3 separate regions of the Homo sapiens genome follow, and regions 1 and 2 are each linked to region 3. Evidence: chromatin loops called from intact Hi-C (ENCODE). Cell type or tissue: heart right ventricle. All regions are shown on one strand. Region 1 has its middle 280 kb from the start of BCL2. Region 2 has its middle 300 kb from the start of BCL2. Region 3 overlaps BCL2 (BCL2 apoptosis regulator).

The links. Hi-C counts contacts between places; a loop is a spot of excess contacts. Peaks named below come from ENCODE experiments on the same cell type or tissue, not always from the same donor. Only the 100,000 strongest peaks of a DNase experiment are listed, where the experiment ranks them.
Region 1: a loop joins it to region 3, with 2.4 times the contacts of the local background. A loop is called at or near these places in 25 of 110 quality-filtered maps.
Region 2: a loop joins it to region 3, with 3 times the contacts of the local background. A loop is called at or near these places in 36 of 110 quality-filtered maps.

What each region holds. Positions count from the first base shown.
Region 1 is chr18:63,030,994-63,038,993 of GRCh38, reverse strand. No RefSeq gene overlaps it. Among named protein-coding and RNA genes, the nearest start is that of BCL2, 280 kb to the left of the region's middle. In heart right ventricle, no CTCF peak of the experiment used is centred here; no DNase peak of the experiment used is centred here.
Region 2 is chr18:63,020,392-63,028,391 of GRCh38, reverse strand. No RefSeq gene overlaps it. Among named protein-coding and RNA genes, the nearest start is that of BCL2, 300 kb to the left of the region's middle. In heart right ventricle, CTCF peaks have their summits at 3,063 and 5,771; a DNase peak (open chromatin) is centred at 3,023.
Region 3 is chr18:63,115,767-63,123,766 of GRCh38, reverse strand. BCL2 (BCL2 apoptosis regulator) reads left to right here. Exons shown (of 3, transcript NM_000633.3): 3 at 1-421. Among named protein-coding and RNA genes, the nearest start is that of BCL2, 200 kb to the left of the region's middle. In heart right ventricle, a CTCF peak has its summit at 3,980 (motif pointing left); a DNase peak (open chromatin) is centred at 3,972; H3K27ac peaks cover 1,648 bases.

The sequences.
Region 1 (8,000 bases), 85 kb after region 3:
CTGCATGGCTGTGTTGGGCAGATGCATGGAGCTGTGAAATTTGAGAGACCTGGGTTTGAATGAAGAGGCTGACCCAATTCCTGGGGCCTTGCCTCTCTTACTGAACCTGTCTGGATCTCAGGGCTCACCTGTGAAAGTGTGGGAGCAATCCTACCTCACAGAGAGCCGGGAGAGCCTGATGAGGGAATGTGTTCGCAAGACTGTTTCTTAACCATATATCAAAAAAGTCCCCAGTATTCAATATGAGATTAGATTTCCTTGGAAAAACTTATACAGAGGTGCTAGGGTTGAAGAAATTATTTGTCTATTTCTCTGTTTTGGTGGCGGTTTCCCACCTACCCTGGGATACAAATGTTATTGGTGATATAGATACTGTCCAGCCCTCCATCACTGTGTCTCTGCTGGGATTCCATGACCAAAAGGAGAGAACTAGAAAACTATGCTCTCAATAGCTGAGTGCTCTGTGGTCCTGGCCCCGGGTCTCGCACTCAGATTTCACAGTGCATTTGATTCATGGTGCATGCCAAGAAGAACGCTGGCACTTTGGACTTGGTAAATGGCTTACTTGGTTTTCGGTTGAATTTTGTGCTGAGGCACAGCTAATTAGAACCCATCTGAAGATGGCATAAATAACTGGGTACTTCCACAGGCCTCTAGCCTTTAATGTTCCAATGACAGTCCTGACCTCCATCAAATGTCTCCTCTTGCTCATTCACCCCCAGCCCAGGCTGGAGTGGGACATGGCAAACAGCACCAGCAGCAGCAGTAAGAAATGAGACACTCAGGTGACAGCCATGCCAGTGACTATATGTCATGTTTTATTTAAAAATTCTCCTTACCCATTTTCTGGGATAGCCAGAGCAACCTACTTTATTTTTCTGCTTGGTTCCAGGTACGTGGGGACAGATGGCTAATATTTGCCAGACTGTACATATATGTACATAAATACCTTTTCTCCTCTAGCCTTGGGCTTAAATATTAAAGATGACAACCCTTATTATTGTTAGGGATTGTGAGTAAGAGAAAATTCTCATTTTGTGCACTCAAGCAAAATGACTTAATCAATTTCTCCTTGACTTACACAAAGGGAGTCTGAAGTTAAAGTTCATGCTTTAGAAGGCTTTATTGTGGAGACTTTTTTCTCTCACACTGCACATCGAACTGACTTTTTATTCAACTGCTAATGATGTTGGGATAATTAAGATAAGCCTCAGAAACACTGGGTGGAGACAAATAGAAATTCCACTTATATAGTGGAATTTCTTTAAAAAGAAAATTGCCACAGTGTTTATCGTCAATGAATGCATTATGCAATTGTATATCATTGTAAGTCAAGTATTGGTACCTATTGTGTCTATATGACAGTTTTCAATTCACCCATTTCCCATAATGTAGAGTAAATCAGCTCATCTAAACAGAACAAAACAAAACAAAACAAAAGAAAGAAGGGGGCTTAATGGTAGGTGTCCTTTTTTTAGCAATGATGTCCTTTTAGTTACAGCTTGTAGTAAAATTAGAGGGTCCTGGGGTTGTTTTACATTATTTTTTGTTCTGCTTCTTAAAGGTTACTTAAGGTTTTGACTCTGATGAATCTTAGCTTTACTAGATCTGGGTGGCATGAGAAAGAATTTGGGAAGTTGGGAGTGAATGTTGCAAAAAGGCAACACAAAATACAGGATGGAACTGGTCTAAAAAGACAGTGATACTGATGTAAGGGATGATGGCGTCTAAAGGCCTTGCTACTCAAATATGGACCAGCAATATCTACATCACCGGGGCGGGGGCGGGGTGGCCCTCATTAGAAATGCAGATTCCCAGGTCCCACTCCAGATTCACTGAGTCAGAATCTGCATTTTAATGAAATCCCCATTGAACTGTGAGAAGCACTGCTTTCGGAGACATTTGAGATCAGAGCGAATTCAAACATTTTATAAAGGAGAAAATAGACTTACTCAAGATCACTGACAACATACAACAATTACTGTTGTTCTATAATCTCCCCTATCTGTTCAACCTCCGCGGCATCTGTAGTTATAATCCCTATTTAAATTCCTACTATTATTTGTGTTTGTTTTCTTTTCTTCTTGACTAATATTGCTAAATGTTTATTTTGGAATTTTGTCCCCTAGAAAAGAGCTTTTGGCTTTGTTGAACCTCACTATATATATTTCCTATTTCATTAATGTCTACTTTTACCTTTATTATATTTCTTCCCTTTTTGGCTTATTCTGATATTTTTTCGGCGGAGGGGGGATGGGAATTTTTCAGTTGCCTCTTAGGCTTATTACATTTTAGATTTTCTTCTTTCCTAATACAAACATCTAGAACTATAAATTGTTCTCTAAGTATCATGTTAGCTGCACCTGACAAATGTTGATGGGTAACTTTCAGTTACAGTTTAGCTCCAATATTTTCTAATTTCCATTGTGATTTCGTTTTTAATACATTAACAGATTTAAAGTGTTTTATGTAAGTTTCCAAATGCACAAGGTTTTTAAGTTATTGAATTGTGATTAAAGAGTATAGTCTATGGAATATTTACCAAAATTCGTATGTTAAGGTTTCCCACAGAGATGGTGAATTTGGTAGCTTCTTTGGTAGAGCTGTCAATTTTTGATTTATGTGCATTTGAGAGTCTGCTGTTAGTTCCATTCAAATTGAGAACTGTTACATATTTCTGGAAAATTGGACCTTTCATCATTCATTATGTCATGGCCTTTAGTGCTAGTAACGCTTTTTGCCTTAAAGTTTACTTAGTCTGATGTTAATATTGATATCACTACTTAATTTCTCTTTGGGTTAGCATTACCTTGGTGTATGATTTTTTTTTATTCTTGACTTTTAATCTTCCGGTACTCTTATGCTTAAGACGTATGTCTCTTAAACAGCATACACCTACACTTAAAACAAAAAATCCAGCCATGCGATTTTTGCCTTTTTACCAGAAAGTTTAGTTCTTTTACATTTATAGTAATTACTGGATTTTTATCCACATCTTATTTTGTACTTTCTATTTGTTCTACTATTTTGTAGTTTTTTCGTTCTTTACTTCTTTAAAATGTTTCTTTTTTTTCTTTATTTCATTCCTCCCACCTCCACTTATTTGGAAAGTATGATGCAATATGTCTTTTTCTTAGTGGTTACTCTAGGACAAACAAGCATGCTAACAACATTTAAAGTTAATTAATAACTTTATGCTCCTGTTGAGGACTTTAGAAAGCCTTAACTACAGTCATGCTCCTCCCCACTTATATTTTATTCTTGCCCGTTATTTAATCCTTACCTTTCCCTACAAATTAGATATTATTAGGCCGGGCGCGGTGGCTCACACCTGTAATCCCAGCACTTTGAGAGGCCGAGGCCGGCGGATCACGAGGTCAGGAGATGGAGACCAATCTGGCTAACACGGTGAAACCCCTTCTCTAGTAAAAATACAAAAAAAATTAGCCGGGCGTGGTGGGCGCCTGTAGTCCCATCTACTCGGGAGGCTGAGGCAGGAGAATGGTGTGAGCCCAGGAGGCAGAGCTTGCAGTGAGCCCAGATCGCGCCACTGCACTTCAGCCTGGGCGACAGAGTGAGACTCCATCTCAAAAACAAAACAAACAAAAAAACAAACAACAAAAAAACAAATTAGATATTACTATCAATCAAGTGAAGTCACTTTCCTTTGGCTTGAAATAAATCCTTTAGAATTTCCATTAGTCAGAGATTTGTTGTTGTTGTTTTATGATAAACTCTTTATGTTTCTATTTATATTAAAATGTCTTTATTTTGGTCTCCTTCTTATAAGATATTTTAATTCTTTCACATATTGACAACGTATTCTGCTGTCTTCTGGCTTCCATTATTGTGACTAAGAAATCAGTAGTAAGTCAAATGATCACTTTGCTGTGGGTGATCTTTCTTTTGTCTCTCTAGCTGCTTTTGAGGTTTTCTCCTTTCCAAATTTTTGCAGTCTACCCATCTGACAAAGGGCTAATATCCAGCATCTACAAAGAACTCAAACAAATTTACAAGAAAAAATCAAACAACCCCATCAAAAAGTGGGCAAAGGATATGAACAGACACTTCTCAAAAGAAGACATTTATACAGCCAACAGACACATGAAAAAATGCTCATCATCACTGGCCATCAGAGAAACGCAAATCAAAACCACAATGAGATACCATCTCACACCAGTTACAATGGCGATCATTAAAAAGTCAGGAAACAACAGATGCTGGAGAGGATGTGGAGAAATAGGAACACTTTTACACTGTTGGTGGGACTGTAAACTAGTTCAACCATTGTGGAAGACGGTGTGGTGATTTCTCAAGGATCTAGGACTAGAAATACCATTTGACCCAGCCATCCCATTACTGGGTATATACCCAAAGGATTATAAATCATGTTGCTATAAAGACACATGCACACGTATGTTTATTGCGGCACTATTCACAATAGCGAAGACTTGGAACCAACCCAAATGTCCATCAATGATAGACTGGATTAAGAAAATGTGGCACATATACACCATGGAATACTATGCAGCCATAAAAAAGGATGAGTTCGTGTCCTTTGTAGGGACATGGATGAAGCTGGAAACCATCATTCTCAGCAAACTATCGCAAGGACAGAAAACCAAACACCGCATGTTCTCACTCATAGGTGGGAATTGAACAATGAGAACACTTGGACACAGGAAGGGGAACATCACACACTGGGGCCTGTCATGGGGTCGGGGGAGGGGGGAGGGATAGCATTAGGAGATATACCTAATGTAAATGATGAGTTAATGGGTGCAGCACACCAACATGGCACATGTATACATATGTAACAAACCTGCACGTTGTGCACATGTACCCTAGAACTTAAAGTATAATAATAAAAAAAAAAGATTTTGTCCTTTCCTTTGCTACTCTTTAGCTCTATTATGATGGATATAGGATTTGTATATTTCAAAAAGTTTTGGAAAATTTTCAGCAATTATTTTTTGAATGCTATCTATTCTTCATTCTTGTTTTCTACTTAAGGACTCAGATTAGACACGTATTAAACATTCTCATGTTGTACACCATCTTTCTTAACCTTTGCTTTATATTTTCTATATCATTTTTTGTAATTTCCACTGTAATTTCTTCTTTAAACCACAGGTTGTAGAAACATGTTGCTTAATTTTCCAACATTTGGAATTTTTCTAGTTATATTTCTGTTATGCATTTACAGTGTATTATTACTGTGAAGAGAATATATACTCAATCTTCTATATGTTGCCTAATTTAAAAAAAAAAAAATTAGCCTGGGTGCGGTGGCTCATGCCTGTAATCCCAGCACTTTGGGAGGCCAAGGCAGGTGGATCACCAGAGGTCAGGAGTTTGAGGGCAGCCTGGCCAACACGGTGAAACCCCATCTCTACTAAAAATACAAAAATTAGCTGGGCATGGTGGTGGGCGCCTGTAGTCCCAGCTACTCAGGAGACTAAGGCAGGAGAATCTCTTGAATTCAGGAGGCGAAGATTGCAGTAAGCTGAGATTGCACCACTGCACTCCAGCCTGGGTGACAGAGCAAGACTCTATCTAAAAAAAAAAAAAAAAAATTAAAATTAAAATTAAAAAAATTAAAAATGATACATATTTGTACATATTTATGGAGTACAAGTGATATTTTGTTACATGCATAGAATGTGTAATTATCAAGTCGGGGTATTTGGGGTATTCACCACCTTGAGTATTTATCATTTCTATGTGTTGGGAACACCTTTAAATTCTCTCTTCTAGCTATCTTGAAATATATAATACATGATTGTTAACTATAGTCACCTTACTCTCCTATCAAACATTAGAATTTATTTCTTCTATTTCACTGTATATTTGAACCCATTAACCAACCTCTCTTCCTCCCCCATGCACATCCTTTCCAGCCTTTCATAACTATCATTCTACTCTCTACCTCCATGAAATCAACTTTTTTAGGTCCCACATACGAGTGAGAATATGCAATATTTGTCTTTCTGTACCTGGCTTATTTTACTTAACATAATGGCCTCCAGTTCCATCTATGTTGCTACAAATGACAGGATTTCATTATTGTTTTATGGCCAAATAGTATTCCATTGTGTATTTATATTAACACCACATTTTCTTCTTTTTCTTTTTTTTTTTTTTTTTTTTTGAGACAGAGTTTTGCTCCTGTTGCCCAGGCTGGAGTGCAATGGCATGATCTTGGCTCACTGCAACCTCTACCTCCCAGGTTCAAACAGTTCTTCTGCCTCAGCCTCCCAAGTAGCTGGGATTACAGGCATGTGTCACCATGCCTGGCTAATTTTTGTATTTTTGGTAGAGATGGGTTTTCACCATGTTGGCCAGCTTGGTCTTGAACTCCTGACCTCAGGTGATCCATCTGCCTTGGCCTCCCAAAGTGCTTGGATTACAGGCATGAGCCACCATGCCTGGCCACCACATTTTCTTTATCCATTCATCCATTGATCTTTATTTCCCTAGACTGCATTCTAAATTGTTTCACACCCATCTTCCAATTAACAAATACCCATGTTAGCTGTTACCTAATTAGTTACTCCGCTGATCTTTCTAAAAAATGTAATTGTGGCCAGGAGCCGTGGCTCACGCCTGTAATCCCAGCAGTTTGGGAGGCCTAGGCAGGTGGATCACTTGAAGTCAGGAGTTCAAGACCAAACTGGCCAACATGGTGAAAACCCATCTCTACCAAAAATACAAAAAGTAGCCAGGCGTGGTGACGGACACCTGTAATCCCAGTTACTCAGGAGGCTGAGGCATAATAATTGTGTGAACCTAGGAGATGAAGGTTGCAGTGAGTTGAGATCATGTCACTGCACTCCAGCCTGGGTGACGGAGCGAGACTCAGTCTCAAAAAAAAAAAAAAGTATATATATATATAATTGCTATAATGTAATATGTATGTAATTGCTATAATTTTCATTTATTGACGATCTACTAGATTTGTTTTTAAATCCACATGTTTCTGTCCAAATTTCCAAGCTTCTACTTAATTTTTTTCCTGAAATCTACATGGGATTATAAATCTTTAATTTTAAAAGAACATATTAGATGTAGATAATGAGTATTCTTTATCTGAAAATAAGTATGTGAACTTTTAAAAGATCTATTTCTACTATCTGTTGTTTCTGCCTCTTCTCATTCATAGTAACTTGATTCCTCATAAATTTCATAATTTTTTAAGCCACTTATATTCTTTGCAACTTTACCTGTGGGAATTCTTGCAGAACTGAATTAAATTATGTTTTTTTTTCTTTAGGAAGGTCGCTTACTTCTGTGAATCATCTGGAGATGCTACAAACAAAGGATTTTAATTTAAAGTCTGCTTGATGTTTTCCAGATCACACAAGTGGTTAGTTAAGATAAAATCTTGCATGAGGGCTGGCATATGGTTGCAAATTCTCAAGGGATATATTTTTTTCCTTCTCCACCTGTCAGCAAGGCTGAGAAAAGCAAATTTTTTGCTATAAATTTCTGTGCAGTGGGGCTTATGTCTCACTCATATGCAGTGTAAGTCCCAGCTATATATGGGGGCCTCCTATTATATTCCCTCCTTGGGCAGAATCTGGGCTTTATCTCCAGCCCCCTACACCCAAGGTACTTGCAAAGTGAAATCTTAAGATCTGGTGGAAACCCTTAGAGGAAAAGCTAGCTTTGGAACTTATTAACCTCCCAGAGGTCTTGATTTTATTTTATTTTTAGACTTGGTGTATTCCTCACTTATAATCATTTATAAAATTTGGTTTAAAATTTTTTAAAAACCATTTTAGTTGTTCCAGTGAGGACAGTCATTGTGTACCTGACTGCCATATTGCTAGAAGAAGTTACCAGGTATTCTTGAAGGAAAACAGAATTTAAGGGAAGCTGTGAAGACTGCCTATATACATCTTATTGTTGCAGGCTTAGGGCAATGTTATTGTTAATTCAGGATCATAGAAGACCAAGGATACAATAAGTAGGTGTATTAATCCACTTTCACATGCTGT
Region 2 (8,000 bases), 95 kb after region 3:
ACCATAATAGAAACAATTCAAATAGAATAAAACCTATGCATTTTTTATCCATATATGTCCAGTCACAAAAACAACTACTGTAGGTATTTCAGAGGAGAGTTAATGTAGAGAATTGGTTACAAAGATTTTGGAAAGGCTGGAAGAGCAAATCGATGAAGGTAGGGTTTTCCAGGATTAGTAACTATAGGGAATGACTACCCCCGAGAACTGGAGAAGCAAAAACAGAAATGGTGTTACTCAGAGTCGCTGGTAGCCAGGCTGTGGCTGCCATCCTTCATAGCATAAGATCCAGGATGAACCAGAAGCCAGTGTCTCCTACTGGCAGACCCTCAAGTGAGGCAAGATGGGAAGGAATCTAGGAGCTGGAACTTGGAGGTTTCCAGCCCCAGAGGCAGAAGGCAGAGCTTAGAAGAAGTGTGCATTGCCAAGAGATCACAGTGTCAATTTGCAATTTTTAGACACAACTACATTTGAAGATACAATGAAGAAGTCAGATGCTTGAATCTACTTTTAAATAAGTTGAGATTTAGTAGGAATAAGACAATGTTCCACTAAATGTAGACACTTTATTTATATGATGTTTAGAAATAGAAGGCTAAATAAGTATATTCACCTCTATGTATAGTCATCACAGATACAGTGACCACCACACACCTATATACAGGTGGTGTGATGTTGTGATGTTGATTGAGCTGCTGTCACTGGCATTGCCATTGCTGACGAGATTCTCCAGGTGGTTGAGTCAACATTTCACAGTAAAAGGTCTAAACACACTATTAGTTGCATTGCTGGAAAATTTAGTGTATACTAAAACCACACCAAAAAGCTTCGTGCTTATATGCAAAATGAAGTTAGGTTTGGGTTTCAAATCATTATAAATTTTTTTTTTACCTGTATGAATGTCCATTAGGATGTTCAAAACTGGGGCTGGACTCGAGTTTTGGAGGACATCTAATTTTTCACTCCTTTGTCTTCTAAATGTCATTTGCACGTTGCCACCACATCCCACTCCCACCTCTCATTATTATGACAACTAAAACTGTCTCCACAGATTTTCGGTCCCCAAAAAAAGAGGCAGCAGTGATTCTGAAAAGACCATTTTTCACATGGAAAATTATTATCGTGGCTGGGCGTGGTGGTTCACGCCTGTAATCCCAGCACTTTGGGAAGCCGATGCAGGTGGGTCACCTGAGGTCAGAAGTTCTAGACCAGCCTGGCCAACATAGTGAAACCCAGTCTCTATTAAAAATACAATAATTACCTGGATGTGGTGGTGGACGTCTGTAATCTCAGTAACTTGGGAGGCTGAGGCAGGAGAATCACTTGAACCCGGGAGGCGGAGGTTGCAGTGAGCCAAGATCACGCCACTGAATTCCAGCCTGGGTGACAGAGCTAGACTCCATCTCAAAAAAAAAAAGAAAACAAAAACAAACAAACAAACAAAAAAACAGAAAAGAAAATTATTACCATCTGTGAAGTGAAAAGCAGGTTAGGAAATAATATTTCAGAATAATTCCCTGTCATTATTTTGAAAAGTGTTTATTCATACATACAAGAGAAAGGCTGGCAGTTGTCTTAGTCCATCCCTGGCTGCTGTAAGAAAATACCATACACTAGGTGACTTATAAACAACATACATGTATTTCTCATCGTTTGAGAAGCTGAGAAGTCCCAGATCAAGGTGCCAGCAGATTTGGTGTCTGGTGAGGGCCCTCTTCCTGGTTCACAGACAGCTCTTCTCACTGTGTCTCAGGTGGTAGAAGGGCCAAGACAGCTCTCCGAGGTCTCTTTTATAAGGGCACAAAAGCCAATTGTGCAAGCTCCACCTCACGACCTGATCACCTCCCATATACCATCACCTGGGGGTTAGGATGTCAACATGTGGATTTGGGGGGAGCATAAACATTCAGTCCATTATAGTAGTGTATAAGCCAAAGTGTGAACATTGGCATCTATGATGTAGAGATTTGAGGAATGATTTTTTTCCCTTTATCTGTATTTTTAAAATTTTCTACTTGAGAAACTTTTAAGTTGATTCAAGGAAAAAAAAAATCTATCGTAGGTCAGGCCAGACAGGTTCAGTGAGGATCCTGGTTCCTTGGACCTGTCATACCCGAAATCTATCAACAGGCGCTAACTGCTTGACACAAGCTCCTGAAACAAGCATTTACTCAGACGAACTCCCAGCAATGCCACCCTCCTTCCTGCACATAAACCCCTCTTGGTCCTTGCTCTTCTTGGGGATGATGAACAGGGTATTTCCTTTCTTGGAAAAGTGCTGTGGGTCTGAAGCAAGCTGTGCCGCATTTGGGGCTTTGTAGCACAGTTTTCCTTAAGTATAGGAACCCTCCTAAACTCAGCACTTTGTGATGTAGGGATATTTCTCCCTCATGCCTGCACCATACGTCTCAGCTATAAACTCCCAACTGGAAGACTCAGTCTGAGGTTTGGATAACCACTCCCCACCCATAGGCCAAGATAAATGCCCCACCAGCAAGCTGCAGAGAGATAAGGGAAGTTGCTTGCTGGGTGCTTGTGGCAGGCCTGGCACTTCGAGCCCTGCCAAGAAAAAACAGGGAAGGATGGTAGGACAGGAACACAGCATGAAGTCATTGGCAGGGGGTCCCTGTATATTTCCAAATGACTGCCCATTAGGATTTAACCTAATACACTGTCTCCAAGCCAGCCGCCAGCCTCCAAGACCTCTGCCCTGCACAGGCCCTTATGTTTGGACCAACAGGCAGGGTGTGGTTGTACCTGAAACACACATCGCCTAAGCCTGAATGCCTGGGCCAAGACTAGGGATAGCTTCCAGATGTGGGCTCCACATCTGGGCCAGCCGTCAGGAGACTGCTTATTTGAACAAAGACTGTAAGTACTCAAAGAGCCCCAAGGTCCGGAGAAGGCTGCCAAGACCTGGCGCACAGACGAGTACAGAACAGACCTCAATTTAAGGTTCCAGGAGAGAAAGAAAGCTGTGCTTTGTGGTCCTGGATTGATACCCACGAAGCCAGGTACTCTATTCACACAGGATGGGCAACAGCTCCACCCACAGGGCTGAAATGCGAGGCTTAGCCTCTAGGATAGGCAGAATTCCGGACTGAGGATGGGCTTCTATTTTCAGCAACCTGTCTCTTGACCCTTCCCCGCTTTCCATATCGTCTCCTAATTGATATTCTCTGGAAATATTTTAGAAATACAGAATTTTGCAACTTTACAGTTTGGTGGGCCCTTTTAGCCCGTCATCCCCCACCAGACACCCATTGTTTTACACAGAGCCATGTGACTCGAGAATTTTCCCCACTGGATAAGGAGAAACAAACAAATAGAGCCACTGGCAGTCGTCTTTGGAAGAGGCCAACAAGATTACCGTGACATGGGGGCAGAGTACCCTACACTCCCGGGAAAGGGCAAACGTACTTCTCTGCTGAGTCGCGACAGGCTGGCTAGGCCCCCTGCCCCCCCAAATTCATATATTAAAGTTCTAGCTGGCAGTACCTCATGATGTGACTGCATTTGGAAGTGGAGATTTTAAAGAGTCAATTAAGTTAAAATGAGGTTGTCAGAATGGGCCCTAATCTAATGTGACTATGTCCTTATAAGCAGAAGAGATAGGACACAGATACACACAGAGAGGCGACCACGCGAAGACAGGCAGAAGGCGGCATCTACAAGCTGAGGAGGGGGGCCTCAGAAGAACCCATTCCTGCCAACACCTTGATCTCAGACATCTAGCCTCCAGAACCAGCCTCCAGGAAATACATTTCCATTGCTTAAGCTGCCAGTCTGTAGTAATTTGTTATGACAGGCCGAGCGGACTAACACGAGAGAGATGCTTGGGGTGTGCTGGGGAGGCGGGTGAGCTGCTTGGCTTGTAAAGGCCCTGGGGGCCAGGCTGGTTGGGAGGCCAGCGTGGCCCAGCGAGGAGCCCTGGGATGGATCTGAGCCCAAGGATGTTTGTCATTTTTTTTTTCAGTTTTGTGCTTTCATTAGCCTCAAACTATGAATAAAGTCCTATTAAATGTCACTGCCTGACCTCTGCATTGCTGTGGGACATAAAGGAGAGGGTCCTTGGCTGGGCATGGTGGCTCATGCCTGTAATCCTAGCACTTTGGGAGGCCTAGGCTGGTGAATCACCTGAGATCAGGAGTTCGAGACTAGCCTGGCCAACATGGTGAAACCCAGTCTCTACTAAAAATAAAAAAAATAGCTGGGTGTGGTGGTGGGGGCCTGTAGTCCCAGCTACCTGGGAGGCTGAGGCATGAGAATCAGTTGAACCTTGGAGGCGGAGGTTGCAGTGAGCTGGGATCGAGCCACTGTACTCCAGCCTGGGTGACAGAGTGAGACTCCATCTAAAAAAAAAAAAAAAAAAAAAGAAAAGAAAAAGAAAAAAAAAGTTAAAGAGGAGAAGGTCCTTGCTGAGGATGGAGTAGTCAAGGGAGAACCAGGTCCCTTCCTCTGGGCACAGAGGAGGACAGTTTTGGGACAGGATGGGAACCTTTGAGTACAGACCCAGGACTCAGGGAGGGACCCACCCATCGCAGGGGCAGCATTCCTGGGGTTTTCCAGAACAGCCAGTGGGCAGTTGGAGGAGTAACAGCTTTCTTCAGGGAAGATGGTGCAGGCTTGTTCTATTATAGTTTGGATAACACATAGCACAGGAATTTCACTAGCTATGTTACCTTAGGGAAGTTACTTAAACTCTCTGGTCCTGTTTTTGAGTATAAAATAGGATAATTATCCCTTCATAGAGTTGTTATAAGCATTAAATGAGACGACGTATAGAAAAGATTTAGCACTTTCTCTTATTCACCAAATATTTCTAAGCACCTACTGTGTGCCAGGTACCATTTTGTGCTGGGAGGCTGCAATAGAAAACAAGAGAGAAAATGTCCCTGTCCTCACAACTTATATTGTTAGAGATGGAGAAACGATGAAGGAAATAAAAGTGGAAAGTGGTTCTAGAAGGAAGAGGCGGGCTGCTGGGTCAAAGACTGTTGCAAAGTCAACATAAGGAGAAGACAGATCCATGAGCAAATGCCACATGTCCTCTCCTTCATGGGGTGTGGCTTTGGGTTTGTGTGAGGTGGGACAGATTGCTGAGCCCCTGCATGAACCAGACCCTAGAAAGGCGATGCACCAGGGAGAAGAGGCTGGAAAAATCCTGCTCATTGGCCCAGGGAAATAATGAGCAAGCTGATGTGTGCCCAGGATCCTGAGTGAGGAAAAATAAATCTCCTGTTTAAAAATAAAAGAAGTTTGGCAGTTCCTCGGAAAGTTAAATAAGAATTACCATAAGACCCAGCAATTCCACTACGAGGTGTGCACTCCAATGGCTGGAGGGAGGGACTCAAGCAGATACATGTACACCAGGGTTCGCAGCAGCATTCATAGCAGCTATTTACAAGGGCCCAAAGGTGGAAACAACCCAGATGTCCATCAGCAGCTGAATGGATAAACAAAACATGGTACATATATTTCGTGGAATATTGCCGAATTTTCAAAAGGAATGAAATTCTGAGGCCGGGCGCGGTGGCTCACGCCTGTAATCTCAGCACTTTGGGAGGCTGAGGAGTGGGGATCCCTTGAGTACAAGAGTGAGACGCATCATCCACATGCATCCTTCCTTTCTGAGGGAGGTCGAATGGATCTGCTTCGGTAGGACGTAGTTTGTAATTTACCGAGCTGTGCTCAGTGCAGTCGAAAGCACGTGCAGTGCGCTCAAGACCCCCTCGCACTCGGGGCACACCTCCTGCCACTGGGCCGTGCTGCCCCCTCTGGCCGGTCCGCACACTGCAGCCCAAGGCGAGACCTCCCGGGCGGTAGGCGGGAAGGGGCAGGGAGGGCGCAGAATTCTGAGGCCTGGTAGTATTGTTTTTCTGACATAAGCCCACTCCTAATTCCGTTCCCTCTGAAATAGATTTGTGAGATATTTACAGTGCTCCTGTTCCCATGAAACCAAGCTCAACAAAAAGAAAAGGAGAAGGCAGCCAATCCAAGGAGCTGCAGCGCCCTCCGTCACCTGGAGCAGGTGCTTGGTCAGGACGGCACGCAGCACAGTTCTGGGCTCCCAGAGCCCATGGGTTTGCAGAGGCCCAGGGTATACTCTCTCCAGAACACCCCTTTTCGAAATCCAGGAGCATACAGAAAGAGACTAACATGTTCCACTACATTTTTAAACCTTTTGCATGAAAATGAAAAAACTACTATATGCTAAATTTTTAAATGTCAAATGAAAAAAAAATTTTTGTAATTCATATAAAAAACAAGGCCTAATCTTCCTAATATATAAAGAGCTCCCAGAAAAAGGAAGAAAAGAAAAAGAAATAACCCAAAAGAAAATCTGGGCCACATTCACAAAAAGCAAACACTGAAATATTATTTTCACCCACAAAACTGGGTGATTTTTAAAAACCCACAGAAGGAAACGCTAAACAGGGAAGCATCCCTTGGAAGCCACTTGCTTGATGGCCCCCACATTGAATCGCAGAACAATTCTCAAGAATTCACTTTTCACTTTCCCCACAAATGTCCTTACTACTAAATGTGAGGAGATTCACAAATATTTCTAGAGAAAATTATTTCCATTTAAATAAACAGAAGAAAAAATAGATACCATTCCTAGATTTTAAAAAATGTTATTAAAGGATAAACTGTTTGACGGTAAGACCATTTTAACTCTGTATTTCAATGCTTATTTAGCTTAGTACTTAGACCAGTGATATTAATTAGTTTTGGATGGTTGTGATAAATGGATGGATGGATGGATGGATGGATAGACAGACAGATAGATTGATAGATTGTGATGCACTAATGAAAAAAAGGTGGAAAAGAAGGGATGGAGGGAGAAAAGAAAGAAGGGAAGACAAAGGACAGAAAGAAGACAGGGGAATTCTTAGGTTGGTTGGATGGATAAATGGAAGTAAGTTTGGGATGGAAGAAAGGACGGTTGGTTGACTGACTGGCTGGCTGGATGTGACGGAATAATGAGTAGGTGGATGAAATGATAGATTAATGGGTGGAATGGATGATGGAAAGCTGAAAAATTGATAATGAAGTATAACAAGACTCTCATCAAGTAATGTGGCTTGTCTCGGTTTAGGGACAGAAGCATTGATGATATAATTCTCTTCTTTTCTAGTAAAAATGGGAAAATTCATAAATTTTTTTAACTAGTTTCATTTACAGCTGCCAAGACATACAGGGCTCTCAACTGAGATCCTGCCTCTTGAGCAAGAGGAAGGTGAAATGAGGTGCAAGGGTTAGCATCTTTACTTTACAGGTGAGGTAACTAACTCAACCTTCCTTTTGAATAATAAATATCCAAGCTATTACAGACTTTATAAAATACCATGCATTTAAAATAAAATTGTAGGCCATAGAAATGAACAAAAGAAGGGAAAGAACAGGGTCATTAAAGTTATTCTATGAGCTAGGACAGGTCACCCCAACTGTGGTTATGGCCAAGGCTAAATTACAGAGTGCAATGCCATCTGCCCCAGTGTTCTCTTCCTGTCACTCTCAAAGGCTTTTTATTCCAATTTATTTTAGGAGTGCCAAAAGGTATGTTTCTAATTCTATTTCTCTCCAGTTCTTTTTATAGTACTCAAGTCTGGGCAAATATCAGTAACATAAACGTGTGTCCTCGTTTTTGTATTTTAAGTCAGTGATAAGTTGAAGTACCCTGGATTTCCTGCTTCTTTGGAATTCATCACCTGCTGTTTTCAGAGCCAGCTGCACCTGTGTGGTTTTCGGAGCACAGGTCCACCTGCTGGACTGCCTGCTAGGCCATTAGCAAAGCCAGTGGCCAAATCACGCACTTGGGCGTTTTTAGATTCTGTCACTTTAGTGATTGTGAAAAGCTCCAGGCTGCCTGCACCCCCTCCCAATGTTTGCCAGAGAACTGGGAGCTGGGGACAGGGGTTCATTTGGAAAATATCAGTAAGAAATAGGAAGTTCTAAAGAACTTATTATCTATGAGGAAGACAACCAATTATTGC
Region 3 (8,000 bases):
GCATTTCTTTTGGGGAAGCTTTCTTTTGGTGGTTTTGTTTATTATACCTTCTTAAGTTTTCAACCAAGGTTTGCTTTTGTTTTGAGTTACTGGGGTTATTTTTGTTTTAAATAAAAATAAGTGTACAATAAGTGTTTTTGTATTGAAAGCTTTTGTTATCAAGATTTTCATACTTTTACCTTCCATGGCTCTTTTTAAGATTGATACTTTTAAGAGGTGGCTGATATTCTGCAACACTGTACACATAAAAAATACGGTAAGGATACTTTACATGGTTAAGGTAAAGTAAGTCTCCAGTTGGCCACCATTAGCTATAATGGCACTTTGTTTGTGTTGTTGGAAAAAGTCACATTGCCATTAAACTTTCCTTGTCTGTCTAGTTAATATTGTGAAGAAAAATAAAGTACAGTGTGAGATACTGGTTGTGCCTGGAATTGTTTATAATGTGTTAACATGATTTTGCCCTGCCATTCATCATCATTACACAAGACTTTGAAAAGCCTTCTTAACAAGCCAGTAAAATCACCAGGACCCTACTCTAATGAAGCCCTCAGGGACCAGGCTAAGGGATTGCCTTACAGGTGAAACCACCTTAGAAGGAGACTCTTGTTTCTTGGTAATAACCCTCCTGGTTAGGTACAAGATAGACCAGTCTTGAGTTCTACTCCCTGGGAGAGCTACTGTTGCTGTTGAGTGTGTTCTTCCATATAGACCAGAGATCCCAGCCTCTGCATTTTATAAGATGAAATGTGTATGAAAAAGAGGGAAATAAGCTGAAAGTTCTGTTTTGAAGTCAACATTTTTAGATGGAACCAAAGCAGCTACTTGCTTTGGAGCAGGTGAACCCTAAATGGCAAGGGATCTGATGTTTCCCACTGGGTTCAGGTCCTGATACCCTAATCCTCAACCCTTCAAGTCACATCACTTAGACTCAATTAAAAGGACTCTGATAGTAGCATTCATCTGTTGAGCACCTGCTGGATACAACACTGTATGCATACTACCTTTTGCTCTCAAACCTTTCAAGGTAGGTATTGGCCTCTTGTATTTTGTAGGAGATAACTGAGACTCAAGACGTTGAAACTATATGCCCAAGTTCTCAATAATCATAAATTACAGAGGCAGTATTTGAGCCCTGGTGTGGCTGACTCCAAGGTCCATACTCCATCCTTTGAATCGGTAGCCTCCAAATTGCTGCACTTGGAACCATGGTGGCACAGCCTTCCCAAGGAGTACCCAGGCATGGGATGTTTAGAAGAATCAATGTTCTCAACACCCATGGGTACTCCTTCATAAACCGATTTCCGTGAGCACACCCCTGAGTTCAGACAACTCTCCTCACTCTCCCCTTTCACAATCATCTGTCACACTTCTCAGAAGAGGGACACACTCCTCCCTCTGTCTGAATCTAACTGTGATGCCCTGCGGTACTGAGTGTCTCATACTGGCCCGGAGAGCTGACTGTGTGCCTGTCATCCCAAGCGTGTGTCAGTGAGGTCAGGTTAGTGGCTTGTAATTGGCCTTGGTGGCCGGGTGCGGTGGCTCACGCCTGTAATCCCAGCACTTTGGGAGGCCGAGGCCAGCGGATCATGAGGTCAAGAGTTTGAGACCAGCCTGGCCAACGTGGTGAAACGCCATCTCTACTAAAAATACAAAAACTAGCAGGGTGTGGTGGCGGGCACCTGTAATCCCAGCTACTCGGGAGGCTGAGGCAGGAGAATTGCTTGAACCCAATAGGTGGAGGTTGCAGTGAGCTGAGATCACACCATTGTACTCCAGCCTGGGTGACAGAGCAAAACATGAACATTAAAAAAAAAAAAAAAAAAAGAAAGAAAAAGAAAAAAAAATTGGCTGTGGTGGAAGCCTTTATACCATGTAAACGAACAAAAGCTATAAAGCAGGGCTTTCTTTTCTTTGCCTTTTTCTTTTTTCCCCAGAGAGTAAATTTACCTACACACCACTGGGCATGGCCCTGGAGTGTTAGAATTCTTGGGTTACTGAAAGGCATGATTTGAAATCCTGGAGCTATATTGGACTGTAATGACTGGGGAGCAAATCTTTTTGGAAACTGGTTTTCCAATTCTTTGCTTTCAACAAAGTTGAAAGAGTTTCTAGTGAAGACAGCCGATAGATTTTTTAATGTGACTTTTGAATATACCAGAAATTCAAATAGTTGAATAACGTTGCTATAACAAAACTCTTTCCAATCTCATGTAGTTGTTACATGAACAGCCCTCCTCAGAGCTTATATCCGTAAAGATAAAAAACAAGAATAGACTCACTGGTGAACACTAGTTCCCTCTAGCATTATGTAGTTTTTATTTATGGTTATGTGTCTTTCTGGGGATGGAGGAGAGAGGGAATAAACTAGTCCCATCTCTTTTAAGAGATTTATTTCCAATAAAATTTAAATTTTATACTTAATAATTATTTGTCAAAACTGTAATATATTTGTGCATTTTTATGAGTTGGGTAATAGTAATTGTATACTCAACTCAGGAACACAAAAAACCTTATGGCCACAAAAATTTACAGATTTGCCATAGATGATCCTGAGGTAAATCAATTTTAAGAAATTGTAAGTTGTAAATTTAGTTGTAAGAAATATTATATTAGGATAAAATGAGAGGCAGAATTATGAATTTGAGGAGAAGAAAAAGAAATGTAAAATGTCCAAGTGTCAAAAAGTAACTCCTATATTTTTCATGTAGGGTATTGAGTATCATGCCAGTATGGTATTTCGATTCCAATGGATATCGTTTGAAAATGATGTAACAAATTTATTTTTAAAATGTGAATTCTTAAAATAACTTGTCAGACAAACTTGTTATTAGCCTGTGTCAGAATTCTATTTCAGACTGGCCTCAAGAGAAGAGGCTCCCAGCAAGCCAGCCAATTCAGTGATTCTTTTTTGGAAGAGACACAAACAGAAAAAAGAAATGGCACCACAACAGAAGAACAGCTCGAGACTGGTTGGCGTGGTTTAGAGAGCTGAGTGGAGACCCTGACTTCTCAGCAGTTCTTAATCCCATTAAAGTCTATCCGGAAATTACCCAAGCATTTTATCAGGAATCATAATTACTTCATGGAAGGGGTTACAAATGACATCATACAAAAAAGTTCTGCCACAGACAGTTTGGGAACAATTTTCTTTCTTATGCTATTAAAGAGTGCATTGGAAATTATATCCTTAGCAACTATTGACATTTAAATTTTAAAAATGAACCGTCATACATGGGCAAGCGTGGTATATGTCTTTCAAACTGCTGACAAGGGGGCCTTCTGTCAAGTTGGGGTGGCACATCGGCTGATTCATCAGAAGACCCCTTCCCGGAAGGCCCCTCCAGGCACTCCTCTGGACTTTATTGGAAACTGAAAAGCAGATACTACCCAGCGGAGTATTTTATTTAAATTAATCTTTCTGTCAGCACCAAGGAAACAAGTAATTGGATAAAAATAATAGTTGTAATAATTACTCAATCTGGGAACAAAAAGTAAAGCCTTAAGGTCACTAAAATGCATTTAAATGCATAAGCTTAATCTTGGCTGTAGAAAAGTATGAAAAGCTAATCAATTTTAAATGTTAACATTAAGGAATCTCATCTGGGAAAAAATGGGGGTGAAAATGTGAATTTGAGGAGAGAAAGTGCCAAATTTCCAAGTGTTAAAAAAGAACTTGTTTCTGTATGTTTTATGTAGATAGTTTTCAATTATCAAACCATTGTGGTACTTAGCTTCCATTGTATACATTTTTAAAGTGATATAAAACAAATCTGGTTGTGATTCCTATCAACATAGGCATGAGCCACTGCGCTCAGCCCTCTTTGTTTTTGTGCTGGTTCCTTTGTGAAAGTTCTGCTGTTGAAGTGCTCCAGGACTCTACCCTCAAAACCCTCTACAATCCCACATTTACTGGAAGAATGTGGAGAAGGCAATGGATTTAGTCACCCTTTTTTGGTGTCCCACCACACACTGCCACCAAGTGGAGGACGGCATCTCAGGTCCCTGGCAACCTCATACTAAGAACGGAGGATTTGCCAGACAGGACCATTTCTGGGCCAATTTGGCCATTCAGCAATTCTTTTTGGAAGAGATACATACACAAAAAACTATTCAACTGTATGCAAATGTATACAAACTGTAAATGTATACAATGGGAATCTAAGTCCCTCAATGATTTAACACTCAAACACCATCTACATGGAAAACACAGAAACAAGTTTTCTTGTAACAGAAATTTGACATTGTTTCTTTTACTCCCCAAATTTACATTTTTTACCCCTCTCCCCCTATTTAATTTTGGGTGCTATTTTTTAATGTTTAAAGTTGATTAGCTTCTCTACTTTGCTACATATGTCTCTCTGGTTACTAACACCACTCTCAAGGGACCTTCCTTAGCAAAGCATGGGCCATCTGCCCTGGTGAGTTCAAACATGACTGCTGGGATTTTTGCCCAAACAACTGAGTGGATAGTGGTGTCATTTATTGAATTAGAAAAGGATTGAGAAAGTGAGGTGAGTGAGGATCAGATCTAGTGGAGGAGAATCAAGAGAAAACTCTTGTCAGTTGATAACTCCATCCTGTATCTCTCCTGAGTGCCAGACTCATGTCTAAGTCTCCTCTTGAATAGATAGTAGGGGTCTCAATCTCGATACAGAACTTCAATCAGTCATCAGCATATGGATAGTATATAGACATGGATTTGTGTGACATTTCCTGGGGAAGGAGACAGTAGGTGAGGGTAGGGTCCTAGAGCACTTCCAACAGCAGAACTTTCACAAAGGAACCAGCACAAAAAGAGGGCTGGGTGTGTTGGCTCATGCCTGTAACCCCAGCACTTTGGGGGGCCAAGGAGGGAGGATCAATTGAGCTCAGGAGTTTGAGACCAGTCTGGGAAACATAGTTAGACCATATCTCTACAAAAATAAATAAATAAATAAAAATTTTAAAAGAGAAGGATGTCTAAGGAAGTAGGAAGCCTTCTATTATGATTATTGTGTCATCATCTTACTTGAATCTCACAGGAATTTCATGAAGTAGATGTGATTATCCCCATTGTCCAGATGTAGAAAATGAGGCTAAGAGAGGTACATTAGTTAAGGTAGGCTAAATTAGGCTGCAATAACAAATAAACCTCCAAATATAAGTACCTCGACAAAGAGATGTACGCTCATGCCATAATCTAATGTAGGTTGGGAAACTCTTCCTGAGAACCTCTTATCCAGGAAGTGACTGAGGAACCCAACCTCTTTCTATTTTGTGATGCCATCATCTTCAACAGGAGGTTCACAAACACCTGAAGCTGTCAAAACAGCAAATGCAAAGACAGTAAAATATGTCTCAATGGGTTTTGCTCCTTCACGCTGAATGTCCCAGCCATTTACAAGCCTTCATTATCCTAGTTGCCCCCATTTGAATGCACTTAATTTTTCGACATCCCTTTAGAAGATGACACCAAATGAATATCATTCCCTGGTCAGCAACTGTCCTGTCCCAAGTGCTTTGGGGCTACTCCCTTCCTAGCCTGGAAGCCACATCTTAGTGACAGGGATCAGAGCCACATTCATGTTTTACCCAGTGTTCTGTATTGTTGTCTGTTACATTGAGATTGACATTAACCCCAGCTCTTTTTTTTTTTTCATGAACCACTAGGATGCCTGTGAAAATTTACACAATTGATTTCTTTTAGCACAAACTCAAGTCTTGACACCTCTGTAAAATTTCATTTTCTTGGTCTCTGCCCTCCATGCCAAGCCATGTGAACATTCTGAGTCTCAATTCTTACCTGTGTCTCATTATCTAGCCCTCCAAATTTGTGTCGTCTACAGATCTGATAAGACAGTCTTCTACACCTTTGTCTAAGTCTTTGATAAAATTACAAAACAGGTCAAGGCCAAAAATAGAGCCCTGTGCTGTTCTCCAAATAGCTCTCCATCAAACACAGACTATAATTTCTTCTTTTTATCTTTTTGCACTTCATAATTTGCTGAATAAAGGCAAAAGAAAGAGCCAAGTCTTCTTCTTTCTCTATATCATCTGTAAATATCTGTGCCTGTTTGTATTCTTTTTGTTGCAAACATATGCAAAAATTCCTTTTTGTTATTTTGCATTAAAAAATGGTAGCTCATTGCCCACCTTACCATACTTGTCATTAGTTTTTTCTGTCTGTCTGTCTGTATCCTGAATCACAGCTATCTCAGCCCACATCCACAATGAAAGCCATAGCCCCAAAGCAATCAGGCCCTGTTCTTTTCTCTCACTGCCTATAGCAGGTGACTTGACTTTAATTACAGACTCCTTTCAGAGTCTCCTACAGCTCCTCCATGGACCCCACAACAAGAATCTCAGAGGGTGACTGTCAAAAACTCTGAAAGGCCTGAGTTTTTCCCTACTTGCAAGTTATCAAGTCGGTCGGCCACAATTTTATGGATGCTGGTTGAAAACGTAACACTCCTGGGGTCAGATTACTCAGTAATTGCAGTTGCCAGAGTTATCAGCATATTTAAGTGGGGTCCCCAAGCCCCAATTCTCTCAGGAAAATGTGGATATGACAGACACAATGAGTCATAATATAGGAGAAGTCTGAATTTAGGGAGCTTGAATCTTCTGTATTAGGCAGTAAGCATGTCTGCCTTTTGTTCTGGAAAGAGATATTATCTCTGTGTTCCAAGGCTGTTCGCTATATACGTGTTTTTGAAAAGAGTCCAGAACAGAGCAATCAGCACCTTACTTACAACATAGACAGAAACATGAGAGATCCATGGAGAATTATCCATCAGCAGTGACACAGGACAAGTCTACTCTTGTTGCATGTGAGGTGATCAAATGCAATGACAGCAAAATATATCCTTATAGGCATTGCTCTATGAAGCCAAATGTTCTAGCCACAATCTCAGCCCTACACCATCCTAGTTCCTCCATTTGGACATATTTCACATAGCAACATCTCTTTAAAACTCCAAATATGATCATGTTTCCCTAGGCGAGAACTGACTCTATGCTGCTGATCATCAAAGTCAACCTTAAGTCCTCTTTTTTCAGCCACCTGCTGTCCACGGACACTGGATCTTGACTATCATATTATCTAAGGCCATTCATGGGCCAAATCAAATTTACAACCTACTCCCAAGACTAGGTCCTTCCTCAGCTTCCCCTTCCTCTTGCTGGTATCATCATTTCCTCAGGTTTCCAGGTTCAACACCGTAGGCACCTCAGCTCACACAGTGCTCATTTTGTGGGTTGATGAATGGATCCAGCCATTTGACAAATATGTGTTGAGCTTCATGCAGAGGGTGGTGAGGTGGGCTCCAGGCTTTATAAATTATTAAGACCCAGGCTGGGTTCCCACAGGTAAACCATAAACATTTCTCTCTCTCTCTCTCTCTCTCTCTGCAGCCAAGCCTTGGATCTTTCTGTTTGGAACACCAGCTTGGATGCTAAGGAGCAATGGATTTTTCTCCGTATTCTTTGTTTTTCCACAGTTTTGAGCTTACTCCATCTCAGAGCCCTGCAGGCAGGTTGGGGTAGAAGCCACAAAGATTATTATGAGTAAAACTCAGCAGCAAGCAGCTCAGGGGAGCTTTGATCCTCTCTCCCAAGGGGAACATCATCTCCTATATCCATGTGGAACCTCTCAGCTGGAGAACAAAAAGAGGAAAAAAGAGGAATAAAATATTTATAGAAAAGTTATTTCTCACAAGCAAGCATTTGTTCTAAGAGCTTTTAGAAATGTAATTATTTTTCTCCTTCTTGGGCTTTTCTGTTTTTAATATGAAACACTTTAAAGTCCCCTGGTTCGATTTCCAGGAAGCAATAATCCATTTTGCCTTGGGTGGAGTTTAGGAGAGAAACTAGGTTTCAGAAGTGAATATGCTTCCACTGAAAATGCCACATGGAGCTCTTGCCTCTTCTTTAATGTTCTTGCATAACAAGAATCCCATTCCCAGGGGAAAGCAGGGTGGACCAGCGGTCTTTCTTTCCACCCTCTACTGCAAGTGTCT